2 separate regions of the Homo sapiens genome follow, and region 1 is linked to region 2. A link is a loop called in an ENCODE intact Hi-C map of the cell type or tissue named here. Cell type or tissue: ascending aorta. All regions are shown on one strand. Links, peaks and the distances in the headings refer to the core of each region. The heading gives the core; the rest is flanking DNA.

What was found. Peaks named below come from ENCODE experiments on the same cell type or tissue, not always from the same donor. Only the 100,000 strongest peaks of a DNase experiment are listed, where the experiment ranks them.
Region 1: it touches region 2 in a loop (4-fold over the local background); 4 of 110 quality-filtered maps call a loop at or near these places.

What each region holds. Positions count from the first base shown.
Region 1 is chr4:30,898,503-30,909,002 of GRCh38, forward strand. The region is part of intron 1 of PCDH7 (protocadherin 7); the gene reads left to right. Among named protein-coding and RNA genes, the nearest start is that of PCDH7, 180 kb to the left of the region's middle. In ascending aorta, for the core only: no CTCF peak of the experiment used is centred there; no DNase peak of the experiment used is centred there; H3K27ac peaks cover 2,381 bases.
Region 2 is chr4:30,716,903-30,723,859 of GRCh38, forward strand. It overlaps PCDH7 (protocadherin 7), which reads left to right and starts at 3,467. Exons shown (of 3, transcript NM_001173523.2): 1 at 3,467-6,957. The coding sequence starts at 4,521. It overlaps LOC124900844, which reads right to left and starts at 2,219. Exons shown (of 1, transcript XM_047416545.1): 1 at 1-2,219. The coding sequence starts at 1,005. The coding sequence ends at 439. RefSeq lists an enhancer at 4,276-4,986. In ascending aorta, for the core only: a CTCF peak has its summit at 5,232 (motif pointing right); DNase peaks (open chromatin) are centred at 4,039, 4,489, 4,789, 4,959 and 1 weaker place; H3K4me3 peaks cover 2,500 bases; H3K27ac peaks cover 2,500 bases.

The sequences.
Region 1 (10,500 bases), core at 3,027-5,526, 180 kb after region 2:
TCAGAATAATCTAGATTGCTTGTAAAAGGCACATTCCTGATTCCTCCCCTAGAATTACTAAACGCACATCTTGAGGTGTAGATGGAGCTGAAATCCCAATTTTTTTGAAAGGAAATCTTGCTCTGTCGCCCAGGCTGGAGTGCAGTGGCGCGATCTAAGCTCACTGCAAGCTCCACCTCCCGGGTTCACACCAGTGTCCTGCGTGAGCCTCCCGAGTAGCTGGGACTACAGGCGCCCGCCACCACGCCCGGCTAATTTTTTTGTATTTTTAGTAGAGACGGGGTTTCACTGTGTTAGCCAGGATGGTCTTGATCTCCTAACCTCGTGATCCGCCCGCCTCGGCCTCCCAAAGTGCTGGGATTACAGGCGTGAGCCACGGCGCCTGGCCTGAAATCCCTATTTTTTAGCAAATGCCTTTTTTTTTTCATACTGTGATTGAGACCTAGTAATGGGTCATAAAGTCAATTTAGTGGATCTTAACCAGCATTTTAAAATTAAAGACAAGAATGGAATGGAATATGGAAAAAAAAAGTAACTGAACTTTATGAAGTAATGGACAATGTTGTTTCATGAAGTTTTCCTTTGGTGTGTGTGTTTATAGGATAGGAATGCAAAATTGATTTGTTACTGTTGGTTGTGATTAAAAAAAATTGAAAGTCACTGCCCCAGGGTTTTTTTACGCTACAGATTTTGAGAATGACTGTCCAGAACAATGCAAATTCTAAAATATTCCTATCCTGCTCACATTGAATATACCAAAGTTCACTTTATGAATGAGAGGCCCGTAAGGTATTGCTGTATTCCAGGTTTTGAAGGATAAAATTGCCCTTTTTTGACTTCCCTGACATGAATATTTTGTGTATCTGGAAATTTTTGTTATATTCTTGTTTAATAATCATCCCTTGTCTAATTTCCTATCTAGGTCCCAGCTCCTTAAAGCTGTGCTACTACCTGTAGCTCCCTCCTGTAAGGCTAATCTTATTTGAGCCTGCCCTATATGAGGTGGAATATACTATATCATCTGCTGCTGGTTTCATTTAAGCCTGTCAGCCAATAGGAAGCAGTAGCCTGTCTGCCAGAACTAGGCTAAGTCATCTGATAATCTCTAAGAGATCCTTTTGGGTTTCCGTTTACTGTTCACTCCATCTTTTGAAATCAGTCTTAATTTTCCTCACTATCCTTATAGAATAGGAACCACTTGACTATGACACTAATATTTTTTTTTTCATCTTTTATCAATTCTTCACCACATATGTGTGTTTGTGGGGTGGGGGTGAGGTGGGCTGGGAATGGCTGCAATCCTACGCATTGGGTCTTGCCATAACTAAACTTCCTGATAAGGGGTGGACCTGACTCCCACTTTATCACCTGCTATAAGCAACATCTCAATAGTAGTCATAAAAATGATGATGTTGATAATAACAATAATAATAATAAAACAAATAATGTGGTCCATATTTTACATAGTTTATATCAGTGATTCTCAAAACTTGGTGTGCATCATGATCATCTGTTTGTTTTCCTAAAACCATATCGTCTGATGTTTGGCTAAAGGACTTCTGAGTATTGAACAGTTTCCCAAGAGATCACCAGACACACAAAGATTGGGATTTACTGGGTTGTCTAACTTAAATCTTTTTGCTATACTGTGATGTAAGTATTCCCATTTTCCCCCCATATTAGAGATTAGGAAACTGAAGTTTAGAGGGGTTGTCTTATATCATAGAGCAAACGAATGGTAAAACTAGAACACAAAAACATATGGTGTGAGCAAAGAATAGAACCAATACATTTTTTTAAATTGCTGTTGAAATGGGAAAGTTCAATTATCAGCTCCAAGTCTGGTGCTATTTCCAGTTGAAGGAAGAATAGGTGGAGTGCTTGTGATTTAAGGAGTTGAATCTCCTCCCTCAGTCTTCCTCAAATATCTCTCAACTTTGAGATAAAATTTATATTCTTGAAATATATACTACTTATGAAAGATTTTCTTAAAGCACCAGGGATTTTAATTGGGCTAAGACACAGGAGCAACACATCATCTAAAAGGTAATACATCAATACTCTTCTTATCATCACCATGGGTATTTACAAATCAGTGCATGGAAGTCCCAGGACAGAGAAAGGGTAATTTGTCCTAGATGGTTCTGATGCAGTATGTCAGTAGAATGACTTGAGTAAAATATAGACATAAAAAATGCTAAAAGGCAGAAGAGATGGTAAAGACATAGATATAGAAATGCTTCATAGTGCTGTCTAGTGATGGCATTATATATGGGGAGTTCCTGGGCTTAAAGAAGGAACTTGCATTTGATCACATGGAAATAAAGTCAGGAATGGCACTCTATATTTGCAATATGATGATAAAAAATAGGGCTAGCACCAGTCTTACAAGACTAATTGCTAATTGAGGGGCAACATATGTCTTTCATGTCTTATGACAAGTGTTAGATAACTCTATGAAGATGAATTTTCTGGTTTTTGATGTCATCTTCATTGTTCATATAGTATCTAATAAATAAAACTCTATTACTCATCCTGTTTCTGAACAAACTCCCAAATATGATTGATTCCAATTACAAATTACTTTTACTAGAATGTACGATAGCTTTAAAAAACAACACCCAGCCATTTTCACAGAGTAAATAAAGTGAATGAGAAGAAATACTCATTTAAGTTTTTCTATAATCATTTTCAAAATGAAGGCTACCAGCTTCCAAAAAGATGTGAGGTATTTTATAATAAGTCACATTTACATTAAGACTATTAACATAGAAATAGTAAACAGAAAAACCAGATAGAGAGAGGAATAAGTATATATACCAATCCTACTTAGTTTATAAATCATATGGTGATGGAGTGCTGACATCCCTAGCAGCCAAGGCAGATTAAAATTAGGATGATTTCCCATTTTATTTTAGGGCCAGAGTAGATTTTTCAACCTTGCTGACATAGATACTGAGCTGTATGCAAAAATAATGTTAGGATGTGGTTCAGACATCAATATTTTTTTAAGTTTCCCAGGTAATTCAAATGTGCAGCCAGAGTGGAGAACAGCTGACTTGTGTAAAACACGGCAGGGAATTTACTGGGCTGTAAGAAAATGACTACAACCCACATGATGGAAGGTGAACTACATACCTTTTCCCTTACAATTGGCTTAAATGTAACCAACTGCAGATAATGTCTGGTGGAGTTCAAACTGGATGTCTAATTTTTCAGCCTAAGGAACTCATGAAAAACTCTTATCAGAAGTGGCTAGAATAATTGACTTCATTCTCCTGAGGACTGGTTTTCTTGTATAGTTCAAGTTCTACCGACCTTTACTTTTAAATAAACTGGGCTATGCTGAAATGTGGTTTAGTTATATCAGTGCTCTTATCAATATATTCAGAAGTCTCAGTGCCTGTTTATCAACTTCTTAAGGTTCAGTCAAGGCCATGACATTGCCTGATGAATAAGAACCAACCTGTGGATCAGTTAGCAACTATGCTATGTAACTGTGGGCAAGTTTCCTCCACGGGCATTGGTTTTCTTCTCTATAAAATGCAGAATAACACGAGTAATTACCCATAGTACTACTGTGACAAACGATAAGTATTAGGGAATGTCACTATGCATTTTAAGTACAAACACTTTATCAACTCAATTACTAAGAAGGCTTTGCCTTTCTTCTTTCGTTATGTTCTGGGAAATGTCTGCTACCCGTTAATCATTATCCACTGGAAAGGATGATCTTTCTATTGGTCAGTTGTTGCAGTATGTAAGTCTGTGGCCCAGCCCTGTATCTCTGTGTTTTTTTACTTCAGCGTTCTTTGTCAAACTGAGTGCAGGTAATAAATGTCATCCCTAGTTAATTCATGATCTGCCAATGTAAGCAGTTGTCATTTAAAAAAAACTGAAGCTAAACGTTTTTAAAAATGCCGACACTATCTTGTTCCTTCCCCCAGAATGAGTTAGCTTAATTACATGCTTTATTATTAATGCTATTTCTTAATACGTGCGATGCATATAATGAGATCCAGGGAGCAGAAACACTGGTGAATCAAACATTTTAATAGGCTATAATAAATTTAACAGATTATGGGTCCCAAAGTGTTATCATTTTAGTGCTTCTGAAGTGAAAATTAAGATATTAGTGAAGTAATGTGTAGAAAATGCCCATATCTATAAACTTTTGTGGAAAAAAAAGAGACTTGAAAAAGTCATAAGGAAAAAAGTTTAAAAAAATAAGGAATAAAACCCTTTTATTTTAGATATGGCTCACCAAGTCTTCAAATATGAAATGTAAACAGGCTTAGAAAGCCAAGTAGTAGTAGTAATAAAATATGATTGTTCTACTATTGCCTCATAGATTTGTTTTGCCCTCCTGTTTAAAAATATCCCTTTTCTACAAGCTTAAGAATTCAAACCATTTTTCTCAAGAAAAGGATAAATGAAATAAGTTGCTCTTGTGGCATTTACTATTGGATAATACATGGAGAACACTGGAAAATTTAGGTTATATTATCAAATTGTGCTTTAAAATTAAACTCCGGATGGCCAAAAGTACATCTGACAACTTTGCCCTTCTGAATAAGAATGACTTCTGTGACCCTGGGTTATGGCCAGGTTGTGAATATTCTCATTTTCCTAAAGAATCATGAAAATATCATAACTTAATATTATTTAGTGAATTTATTTTTCTCATTTCTTCTGAAAAGCTTAAGTTTTTATATAAATAACTCATCCTCTTAATATTTTTTTAACTCAAGTATAAAACAGAAACAAGAAAGAAGGAAGGAAGCAAAAGACAATAGCTACAGAGATGGTTAACTCCAATTAGGCTCCAATCAGGATTCAATAACTCTCTCCAGTGAAAATTAGGCCAATCCTGAAAATAAAGACGTTTATTATCAGTTATTTTTTATTCTTACAAGTGTGGAAAAAAACTCATTTCTTTCAAGTTCCTGGATTTTTTTTTTGTCTTAGTGTATATAACAGTTCCCTAAAATCTTCATCCTGTGGACACAATTCTGGGCTTAATTCAGTCATTTATAGAGCACTCTACAGTGTAAATCTGTTTCACTTATAAAGATCTCATCAGATCTTCATTGCATCTTTAAAATGGAAAGATTATCCTTTATATTTTCCAAAGATGAATCATGACTCAGAAATTGAGTGGCCAAAGATTGCTCAATTTATAGTTGATGTCACAGAAGAAGTTCTGGATTCCTGACTTGAAACTCCATGAATTTCCCTAAATACAATATTAGTTATCTGAAAAGAGAGAACCAAAATGTAAATTTGCAGTGTTTATGCCTTACAAGGGATTCCAGAGACCTAGCCTACTTCATTTTTTTTGTTTTTGGTGTTTTTTTGTATTAAAAGGATACTACATGTAAAAGTAAGACTATAAAGACTATTTTGATGATTTTACACTTATTAAGCTAACATTTTTAAACACAAAATATACAACACAATATATTGAGTGTTTTATAAAATAAGTGTAATTGTTAGAATGACATGTGATTTGCAGTGCCCTACAGGTGAACCCAACAGGGAACACCCATTTAAATTTCAATGATGACTATAGCCTCTTTCATAAGTATGAAACCCAAGCCCAACTCTGTCACTTCCATCTACTCCCCACCATAACCAGGATCTACAACCTACTATATAAGTTTTCTATTGCTTTGTAAGAAACTACCAGGAGCATATGGCTTAAAACAATGCACATTTGTTACCTTATATTTCTTGATGTCAGAAATGCAAAATCGGCCTCACTAGACTAAAATCAAGGGGGCTGGCAAATCAATGTTTGTTATGGAGGCTCTCTTGCCTTTCACAGCTCTTGGCATGCAGCCCACTCCCTCCCTCTTCAAAACTACCCATGGTGAATAGAATCCTCACAGTGCATCCCCTGACCTTCTTTTCTGTCTCCCCCATCTCCTTTTAAGAAACTTTGTGATTATAATGGGCCCACCCAGATGATTCAATAGACAATTTACCCATTTTAAAGTCAGTTGATTAACAAACTGCATTTCGTCTGCAACCTTAATTCCCCTTTGCATGTGAAACATGTCTCCGCTTCCATTCATTAAGACTTGGACCTTGTTGGGAGTCTATTTTTCTACTTAGCACACTCACCTTCAATTATTTCCCTGCAGTCATCTGACTTGTACTAAGTAATAAAAATTAACATATGCTCGGCGTTGAATATATTTTTCCTTATGGTCACTGGTAGCTTTCCTTTCTAACAAAGTGCAGATAAGGAAGTTAAAACAAATGAGTGATGGGAGTGGCAGAGGAAATAAGTTCACCTGTGTAGTAAAAGGTTTGGGTGCCAAAGTCAGGTTTCAGTTCAGCTTAATAATTTAATGCTTAACTAACACTTCAGAAACTGACTCTATTTGTCTGTCTTGATTCCTGTGAGACATTTTAATTCATCTTGACCAGGAAAAGGTATTTAAGGACACAAACCTTCATTCCACAGAATATGAAAACCCAAGGATTTTAAATGTATGTAGTTTCCTAAACAGATTTCACCAGGTGCAGTTTATGTGAAATGTCTAAGATAGAAAAAGAAAAAAAAGAAAAAGAAAATGGAGCATCTGTTTGAGTGGATCTTAACATGCACGTTTCATTTTCATTCATTTCATTATGGGACAATTGATTCCAATGCTCATGATGCAGGCCCCTATCTGTGCTTCTGTGTATTTTAGGAGGTAGCTTTTTAAAGTTGGTTTTTTGTCCTTGTTTATTTGTTCATTTTTAGTGTTTTACATACTACTGGAGTTCCACTTGGCTCTTCAGCATTGCTCCCTTGAACTGCTGCAGACTAACTCCAACTGTGTAATTTACCATGTAGGTTTATCGACCTCATTCAGCTGCGTCTGGAACTCCATGGTTCTATAGGGTAGTCATGCAAAGCAACAGAGCAGCATGTGAACTGAGCTTTTGATGATTATCACAATGAGAAAATGAAAAACAAAAAAAAACCACAAAAATAAAAGAAACCTTTGCTTGTATTCTGTGAATGCTTTTGTACGATTAATCCACACTTTGCCCAACTGGGTTTAATGCCTGACTTTGCAGCATGTAGATTTTTCAGCACAGTGGTAGGCACAAAGCAAGTGCTTAATAAGTCTCTGTTGGATTGCATGTCATTGTGAAGATAGTATTTTTCGCATTAGTTGCTTGTCAATATCTCTTTTCCTGACTAGGACTCCCTCTGTCTTCCTGTCTTTCTGTGGGTGTAATCATAGAGCCTTACAAGGGCTTGACTCAAATAAATTGGAAGGTGAAATCCAGCTGTAGTCCAGCATGCTTTCTCTGTTCTATTTTACACCAGCCTTGCTATCCTCTGCTATTAGAATTATACATTTTAGATAAATGAGATCTTGCAGCCTTTTACACACAGTAGGAATTCAATATTTTTATGAGGCTAAGAAGAAATCACAGAAGAGATGGTTTCAGAGGTAGGGAAGATTTAAACAAACATATTCCAAGGAACTTATCTTTGGGAATGTCTTTGCTTTTCCACAAAGATATTAAGCTTAAGGAAACCTTGCCATTTCTGTGCTTTCCGTTAAGTTAATTAACTAAGATGTTTGATTAGTATGCATATTTTGTGATATTCCAAGATACATTAACATTTTCAAAGCCAGGCAGTATGCTAAGGAATTTCTCAATAAGTGAACAAAGTCTACCCTGAAATCATTGATTTCAGTCATTTAGTCACTGATCCAACCCATATACTCTTACGGTTTCAAAGTCATATGGTTTAAGAGAATTAAACAACTGAAAAGAATAGTAAATATCACCTATTAAAATTCCCTCATTTTAAAGTTGAAGGTATTAATGCTGAAAGATTAGGTATTGTCCCATATTTCACACAACATCAAAACCACTATTTGAATCCAAGTCCCCCAAACCCCTAATTCAGTTATTTCCAAAAGAACAAGACATATTAAAACATGTTAATATGTAGCAATTGGTAAAAACAATTTTTAAGATACTGTCATTGAAACAGAGCTATAATGGATAAATGCTGCCTATAAAGGCTATACAGTATAGTTGAAAAGTCCAGAATAGTGTGTAAACATTTTAATACAATTGAAGAACTATAAATGTTGAAACAATGAGATATATTTGGTTCAATAGCAGCTACACTTTCCAGTAATTTGATATATTAGAAAAGTGCTGTTATATAGCATCTTGAATATTGCATTTCAAGGAATTAAAAATAAGTAGATTATGGACCAGGCACTGTGACTCACACCTGTAATCCCAGCAGTTAGGGAGGCCGAGGCAGGAGGATCACCTGAGGTCAGGAGTTTGACACCAGGTTGGCCAACATGGTGAAACCCTGTACCTACTAAAAATACAAAAATTAGCTGGGCGTGGTGGCGGGTGCCTGTAATCCCAGCTACTTGGGAGGCTGAGGCAGGAGAATCGTTTGAACCTAGGAGGTGGAGGTTGCAGTGACCCAAGATCATGCCACTGCACTCTAGCCTGGGTGACAGAGTGAGACTCAGTCTCAAAAATAAAATAAAATAAAGCAGATTATGGTCCCAGCAATAATTTTTAAAATGTGCATTGTTGAGGATCCAGATGCAAGGAAAAATATTATTAAACCAAGATTCAAGCTGATGACCTGTCTATGGACTTCTCAGCAACTGTGTATGAAGATGAAGAACACTGGGCTATGGAGACCTCCAGCAGGGGAGTTAAAGAAATGGGCTTCCTTGGCAACAAAAGCCAAAATAGACAAATGGGATCTGATTACCTAAAGAGCTTCTGCACAGCAAAAGAAACTATCATCAGAGTGAACAGGCAACCTACAGAATGCGAGAAAATTTTTGCAATCTACCCATCGACAAAGGGCTAATATCCAGAATCTACAAGGAACTTAAACAAATTTACAAGAAAAAACAACCCCATCAAAAAGTGGGCAAAGAATATGAACGGACACTTCTCAAAAGAAGACATTTACTCAGCCAATGTCATATGCAAAAATGCTTATCATCACTGGTCATCAGAGAAATGCAAATTAAAACCACAATGAGATACCATCTCACACCAGTTAGAATGGTGATCATTAAAAAGTCAGGAAACAACAGATGCTGGAGAGGATGTAGAGAAATAGGAATGCTTTTACACTGTTGGTGGGGGTGTAAATTAGTTCAACCACTGTGGAAGACAGTGTGGCGATTCCTCAAGGATCTGGAACTAGAATTACCATTTGACACAGCAATCCCATTATTGGGCATATACCCAAAGCATTATAAATCATGCTACTATAAAGACACATGCACACGTATGTTTATTGCGGCACTACTCACAATAGCAAAGACTTGAAACCAATCCAAATGTCCAGCAATGATAAACTAGATTAAGAAAATGTGGCACATATACACCATGGAATACTATGCAGCCATAAAAAGAATGAGTTCATGTCCTTTGTGGGGACATGGATGAAGCTGGAAACCATCATTCTAAGCAAACTATTACAAGGACAGAAAACCATTCACTGCATGTTCTCACTTGTAGGTGGGAGTTAAACAATTAGAACACATGGACACAGGGCAGGGAACACCACACACCAGGGCCGGTTCGGGGGTGAGGGGCTAGGGGAGGGATAGCATTAGGAGAAATACCTAAATTACGAGTTGATGGGTGCAGCAAACCAGCATGGCACATGTATGCCTATGTAACAAACCTGCACATTGTGCACATGTACCCTAGAACTTAAAGAATAATAAAAAAAAAAAAGAAGAAAAGAAAAGAGAAAAAAGAAATGGGCTTCCTAATTAAAGAGTCCCCTATGGAGTACATTGATTAAAAATTGCAATGAAGAAAAAAGTGAAAGCACAAATGCCCAATGCTAAGGTGATATAGATTAATTAGAGAATGTACAGAGATAAGAAATTAGGATAGCATCCTTTAGTATAATTGGCCATAAGGTGGAAAAATGTGGGAATGAGGAGTTTACAGTATTTTTGTCTCTCAGAATGTCACACAACAAAGATTAAATCAACTAGAAAATCTAGAAGAAACCGGTAAATTTCTGGACACATACACACTCCCAAGATTAAACCAGGAAGAAGTTGAATCCCTGAATAGACCAATAACAAGTTCTGAAATTGAGGCAGTAATTAATTGCCTACCAACCAAAAAAATCCCAGGACCAGAAGGATTCACAGCCAAATTCTACCAGAGGTACAAAGAGGAGCTGGTACCATTTCTTCTGAAACTATTCCAAACAATAGAAAAAGAGGATCTGGTACCATTTCTTCTGAAACTATTCCAAACAATAGAAAAAGAGGGCCTCCTCCCTAACTCATTTTGTGAGGCCAGCATCATCCTGATACCAAAAGCTGGCAGAGACACAGAAAAAAGAAAATTTCAGGCCAATATCCCTGATGAACATCCATGTGAAAATCCTCGATAAAATACTGGCAAAGCAAATGCAGTAGCATATCAAAAAGCTTATGTACCACGATCAAGTCAGCTTCATCC
Region 2 (6,957 bases), core at 3,895-6,394:
AGCAGCAGCAGCAGCAGCAGCAGCAGCAGGCTCTTTAATTTATTGCAGGCGGTTACACTTTCGATCCCATTTCCTTCTGAACCCTTTCCTCTCAGGTTGAGTAGATAAATGCAGCCTCGGGTCTGAGAAGCCGGGGGGGGGGGGGGGGGGGGGTTGGTGGGTGGGAGCGAAGCCGGATATCACATTCCCTCGGTGAGGTCTGGTACCGGGGGGGATTAAGTCTCCCGGTTCCATTTAATGAAATTGCTGAGCACTTGTGACACTGGCTCTAAGACTGCGGAAATGGGGCGGGGGTGGGAGAAACTGCTTCTCTCTTCATTCATCCTCTGCGCCGGCGAGAGGAGAGAGTGTCAGCCCCTAGAGAGGGGGCGGAAGAGGACTGGGAGCTCCAGCCGCCGCAAGGGCGCCCCGAGGGCTCCTCTCACCTCCCCCGTACCCCTACCCCGCCCATTTCCTTTGCTTGCCCAGAACGGCGCTGCAGGGCAAAGCCGCCGCCACTTCTTTGCTGCTCTGGCAGAAAGGTCGGAGCCTGGGACTGATGGGGGTGGGAGCAAAGCCAGCAGGCTTCTTGGCCCCCGCAGTCTGTCCTCGCTGTTCTCCATGCAGCACACGTCGGACCCATTTCCCACGCTGGCTTGGCTCCGCCGCGAAGTTGGTAGGAATGAGAGTGAGGAGGGCGGGCTGGAGACTTCCTCCCGCTCGCAAAGAGGAAACCACTCCACTGTGAAGGACGCGCTGCAACTCCCTAGTCATCCGGGAAGAAATGTGCAGCGCGCTGAGGAAAAGCCGCCCACTCCTTCGCGCCCCGCTCAAGTGTGCGCCTGGAGAGTGCGCGCCAGAGCCGCGAGCAAATGCTTTGAAGATGCGGAGAGGCTTATTCAAGTTTATGGTCTGGAGAGGGAAGAGGGAGTGCACAACGTTTCTGCCCAAGCGGCTGCCTGAAGTTTGCAAAATCTTAGTAAGGCGATGAGGGGAGTGAGTGCACTGCACCATATTGCCGCGCATCGGAATGCACGGCGCAAGGCCGCGGAGTGGAGACGGCTTCTCCCATTTGCCTCCAACCTGGGAAAAAGGGGAACCAGGGTCGGAGGTTTGGAGAGAGGCAGGCGTTCCGATAAACCCGGGTTCTTGCCAAATGTAAGAGGGATTTGGCTTTACTGCCACTTAGCCGGCCGCGAAGGCGCTGCGGAGCCCACCCCCGCCCCCGGCTCGAGACTGCGGCGGTGCGCACTGAGCCTGCGCGCGGGGCTTTTCTCGCTGATGCTGCAGATACAGAGCTGAGAGGTTCGGGTGCCAGCAGCGGGAGGGTTAGCGGGAAGGCCGGGTTCCCTGCCCTGGCCTCGGAGGAGGAGCCACCACCCCTGGGGTGATGCTACTTTCACAGACTGGAAAATACTCGCCAGCTCCCTGACACACACTTAGACACACTTCCATCCAACGGGCATCTACGATCCCCTGTAGGGAGAGCTTGGAAATCTCTGCCGCCTCTCCCTCCTCATTCCTGTTCCTGCGCCCGCCCAAACAACCGCGCGCTACATCTGCTCGTTGACTTTATTGGTGTTTGTCTTGTTTAAATCATTCTGCCTCGTCACCCAGGTCTCGTAAAGAATACCCACACTGGACAGATTTTATTTTTTCGGCTTTAAATTTTTCTTTGAGGGGAGGCCCTTAAATGTGTATGGATACGTCAGGCGAGCTGAAGACTAAGCAAATCCCAGCAGCGGCCCTTTCTCTCTTTCGAGATGGTAAAAATTCTCCCCAAATACCTACAGTCCGTCTCAGTCGTCTTAATCCTAGCCGGGCCTCTTCGTTTACAGCCACTGAAATAAATGAGTAAATGGCTCAGTTCAAAAACACAACCAGACCTGAGATCTGATGAGGCCGGCTGCGGTGGTCGTGAATGAAAATTGGAGAAGCCTTGCTTCAGGAAATAGGGACAGTCAAGGGACACAAAGTCAAAAGGAGAGATGGGAAAGCTGGGGACACTTTGGTACACAAAGTTGCCATTAAAGTTTATTTCCCTTTTATCCAGATAGGTGACGCTACACTTTGCCAGTTACTAAAGGCTGCAGGTTTCTGCTCAGAAAATAATATCGAGGTTTCCAACATGTGTTTATTCCCCAGGCGCGCACACACGGTCTACCCCCGCAAGCAAGCACGACGACAGGAATGTCAAGCATTTAAACAAAGACAGACATCCTTCACCCTCCACCCACCGCCGCCCCTGCCCCCCGCAACCATCCAAAGTCTGAGCTCCCAAAAAAGGATCTTTCTCCAGCTCTCTGGAGTTTGATGTTCTCTCTTCACTACTGCAGCCCGTCATGGTTTTTCAGAACAGAGTGGCTTTCTGGGCGCTCGTAGGTTCCCCAGGACCCCGATAACCATGTCCTAACCAAGATCCTAAATCGCGAACCGGAGACACTTTCCGGGGGGAGGAGGACGTCGTCTGAGAGGGAGGGAGAAGGAGAAACCTATCCTGACACCAGCTCCGAAAGCTCTCACGCGTGAACTGGGCATTAGTCAAGGGAGGAGGAAATTTACCAGCCCGAGGGAGGGAAAACAAGTCCCCCAGAGAAGACGGCGGTACTCGCTAGGGAGGGGGACTGGGCTTTGGCTTAAAGAGGACTGGCTGGGATTGGGCACACTTTGAGCGGCCCCTGGAGCTGAGGCTGGGCTTTCCCGAGCGCGGCGGCTGGCTGACGCTCCCTCCCGCCTCCTTATCCCGGGCCCTCCTCCCTCGCTCTCTCCTAGTGTGTAGTTTCGGCGGCTCGGCTGCTACTGCCGCCGCCGCTGCAGCAGCAGCGTCAGGGACAAGCCTGATCCGTGAGCGAGCGAGCACCCAGCAGCAACCACCACTTTGGGCAACTTGCGGGTTTCCTGCTCGCGGGTAGCGAACGGGAGATTCCCACTAGCGGTTCAGTGTCTCCGAGCCGCTGCAGCCCGAGGGGCGGCGGGAGCGCCCGCACCAGACTCTCCCAGACGCGAAAAGGGACGAGACAACTGCGGAATTCACCAGCCGTGCCAGGGCACTTCCGAGGCCACAACCGACTGACACTTTTTCTCCCCTTGGCAAACTGGATTTTTTTTTTTAAGCTACTTGGCAGCTGTCTCTGACTCCACCTCCCCCTCCACCCCCGCCCGAAAGCCTTTGGCTTTTCTTCGGAAATCCAGACAGAATTGGGCATCTTTGTTAATTGCCGTTGGGGACGCCCGGCCGTGCGCTTTCGCCGGCTAACGTCGCCTGTGCTCCGAGCCTGGTTTGCTCACCTTTGAACTGCAAAGGGATCAAGTTCAGCTTGAGTTCCCTGCATTGGGAAGGAGAGAGAGCGTGCAAGAGAGCGAGTGGGAGAGGGGGAAAGGGGAAAGGAGAGGAGGGAGGAGAGAGAGGAGGGAGGAGAGAGAAAGGGAGGGAGGGAGGGGAGGGATCGAGAGAGAGCGGGGAGAGAGAGGCTGCAATCTCCTCCCTGAATCGCGCACAGCGCTGCAGATCCCACTGCTCCGACATGCGGGCCGAATGCAGGTGAGAAAAGGCACGGACTCTGCGGCTGCGAACCCAAACTTGGGCACCGCACGGTGCGCACTGCTCAGCCTTCGCCCCCGTGGGCGAAAGGCTGCTGCGGTTTCAGGCGGCTGCTTCGTGACTAATGACCTTGCGCAGAGTTGTTAAGAAAAAAGAGAAACCCGCGCTCTCCGGGGTGAGAAGGGACTGACTCTGGGCGTCTCTGAAGATGGCTCGGGCTTCTCTTTGGCGCGCCGGGGGGACCCTGACACTGACCGCTCTGTGACGCGAGTAGTCTCCCCTGCACCGTGCCCGAAGCGACGTGCCGGGGGATTTTTCATTCTCGATCTGTTGACTGGCTCCCCCGCTGCATGAGCAGAGTCGGAGTTGAGACTGGCTTGTTGCTGGCCCCAGCGCCTGGTGCAGGAAGCGACTCACGTTTGTCTGGGTGGCCGGAGCCGGAGCAGAGCCTGGGTTTGGAGTGAGTGCCTGGAACGTGAATTGGACTCAACTCGAGTAGCAGCAAAGACCAGCGGGCTGGCAGGCGGGGGAGGCTGCAGGCTCATTCCCCACCTCTTCCCAGCCCCACTGCCCGTCTGCCGGAGCGGTTCTGGCCCCTTCCGACAGAGCGGGGACTAGAGCCGGGGATTCTCCGCCCGCTGAGGGGATGACTCTGGGTTGGGGGAGCGCCGAACCCGCGGCGCGCAGTGTCCCGTGAACTGTGAGTACTGCGACTGAACGGCGGCAGGCGAGCGGGCGATTAGCACCCATTGCATGAATTATGAAACAATAACTTTCGGAAGAAGCAGGAGGAAAAAAAGAAGCATCTATCGCTGCCCTCCCACCCCCATTCCCGGCCAACTCTCCACGCCGCTTTTGCCCCCTCCCTCCCCTCCCTCTCGCTCCTTCCTTTCCGGGAGAGGGGAGAGGACTCGGGGGAGGGCAGGCGGCCGGCCCCGGAGGAGGGGGGCGCCGAGGGGGCTGTGGTTAGAAGGAGCAGTAGCAGCAGCAGCAGGAGAAGATGCTGAGGATGCGGACCGCGGGATGGGCGCGCGGCTGGTGCTTGGGCTGCTGCCTCCTCCTGCCGCTCTCGCTCAGCCTGGCGGCCGCCAAGCAGCTCCTCCGGTACCGGCTGGCCGAGGAGGGCCCCGCCGACGTCCGCATCGGCAACGTGGCTTCAGACCTGGGCATCGTGACCGGATCGGGTGAGGTGACTTTCAGCCTGGAGTCCGGTTCCGAGTACCTGAAGATCGACAACCTCACTGGCGAGCTGAGCACGAGCGAGCGGCGCATCGACCGCGAGAAGCTGCCCCAGTGTCAGATGATCTTCGACGAGAACGAGTGCTTCCTGGACTTCGAGGTGTCGGTGATCGGGCCCTCGCAGAGCTGGGTGGACCTGTTTGAGGGTCAGGTCATCGTGCTTGACATCAACGACAACACGCCCACCTTCCCGTCGCCCGTGCTCACGCTCACGGTGGAGGAGAATCGGCCGGTGGGCACACTTTACCTGCTGCCCACAGCCACCGACCGCGACTTCGGCCGCAACGGCATCGAGCGCTACGAGCTGCTCCAGGAGCCCGGAGGCGGCGGCAGCGGCGGCGAGAGCCGGCGCGCCGGGGCGGCCGACAGCGCCCCCTACCCCGGGGGCGGCGGGAACGGCGCGAGCGGCGGCGGCTCGGGAGGCTCCAAGCGGCGGCTGGACGCATCAGAGGGCGGCGGCGGCACCAACCCCGGCGGCCGCAGCAGCGTGTTCGAGCTGCAGGTGGCGGACACCCCGGACGGCGAGAAGCAGCCGCAGCTGATCGTGAAGGGGGCGCTGGACCGCGAGCAGCGCGACTCCTACGAGCTGACCCTGCGAGTGCGCGACGGCGGCGACCCGCCTCGCTCCTCGCAGGCCATCCTACGGGTCCTCATCACCGACGTGAACGACAACAGCCCCCGCTTCGAGAAGAGCGTGTACGAGGCCGACTTGGCTGAGAACAGCGCCCCGGGGACCCCCATCCTGCAACTGCGCGCAGCCGACTTGGACGTGGGGGTCAACGGGCAGATCGAATACGTGTTCGGGGCGGCCACCGAGTCGGTGAGGCGGCTGCTGCGCCTTGACGAGACGTCCGGCTGGCTCAGCGTCCTGCACCGGATCGACCGCGAGGAGGTGAACCAGCTGCGCTTCACGGTCATGGCCCGCGACCGCGGGCAGCCCCCCAAGACCGACAAGGCCACCGTGGTCCTTAACATCAAAGACGAGAACGACAACGTGCCGTCCATTGAAATCCGCAAGATTGGGCGCATCCCCCTCAAGGACGGGGTGGCCAACGTGGCCGAGGACGTTCTGGTCGACACCCCCATCGCTCTGGTGCAGGTGTCCGACCGAGACCAAGGCGAGAACGGGGTGGTCACCTGCACCGTGGTGGGCGACGTGCCCTTCCAGCTCAAGCCAGCCAGCGACACCGAGGGCGACCAGAACAAGAAAAAGTACTTCTTGCACACCTCGACCCCTCTGGACTATGAGGCCACCCGGGAGTTCAACGTGGTCATCGTGGCGGTGGACTCAGGCAGCCCCAGCCTCTCGAGCAACAACTCCCTGATTGTCAAGGTGGGAGACACCAACGACAACCCGCCCATGTTCGGCCAGTCGGTGGTGGAGGTTTACTTCCCTGAGAACAACATCCCGGGCGAGAGGGTGGCCACGGTGCTGGCGACAGACGCAGACAGCGGTAAGAACGCCGAGATCGCCTACTCGCTGGACTCCTCTGTGATGGGGATCTTTGCCATCGATCCCGATTCTGGGGACATCCTGGTCAATACCGTGCTGGACCGCGAGCAGACTGACAGGTATGAGTTTAAAGTTAACGCCAAAGACAAAGGCATCCCCGTGCTGCAGGGCAGCACTACGGTGATTGTGCAGGTGGCTGATAAAAATGACAATGACCCTAAGTTTATGCAGGACGTCTTCACCTTTTATGTGAAAGAAAACTTGCAGCCCAACAGCCCTGTGGGGATGGTCACCGTGATGGATGCTGACAAGGGGCGGAATGCAGAGATGAGCCTGTACATAGAGGAGAACAATAACATTTTTTCTATTGAAAATGACACGGGGACCATTTACTCCACAATGTCTTTTGACCGGGAACATCAGACCACATACACTTTCAGAGTCAAGGCTGTGGATGGGGGAGATCCTCCCAGATCTGCCACAGCTACAGTCTCGCTTTTTGTGATGGATGAAAATGACAATGCTCCCACAGTTACCCTTCCCAAAAACATTTCCTACACTTTACTGCCACCTTCGAGTAATGTCAGGACAGTAGTAGCTACAGTGTTGGCAACAGACAGTGATGATGGCATCAATGCAGACCTGAACTACAGCATTGTGGGAGGAAATCCCTTCAAGCTGTTTGAAATTGATCCCACTAGTGGTGTGGTTTCCTTAGTGGGAAAACTCACCCAAAAGCATTATG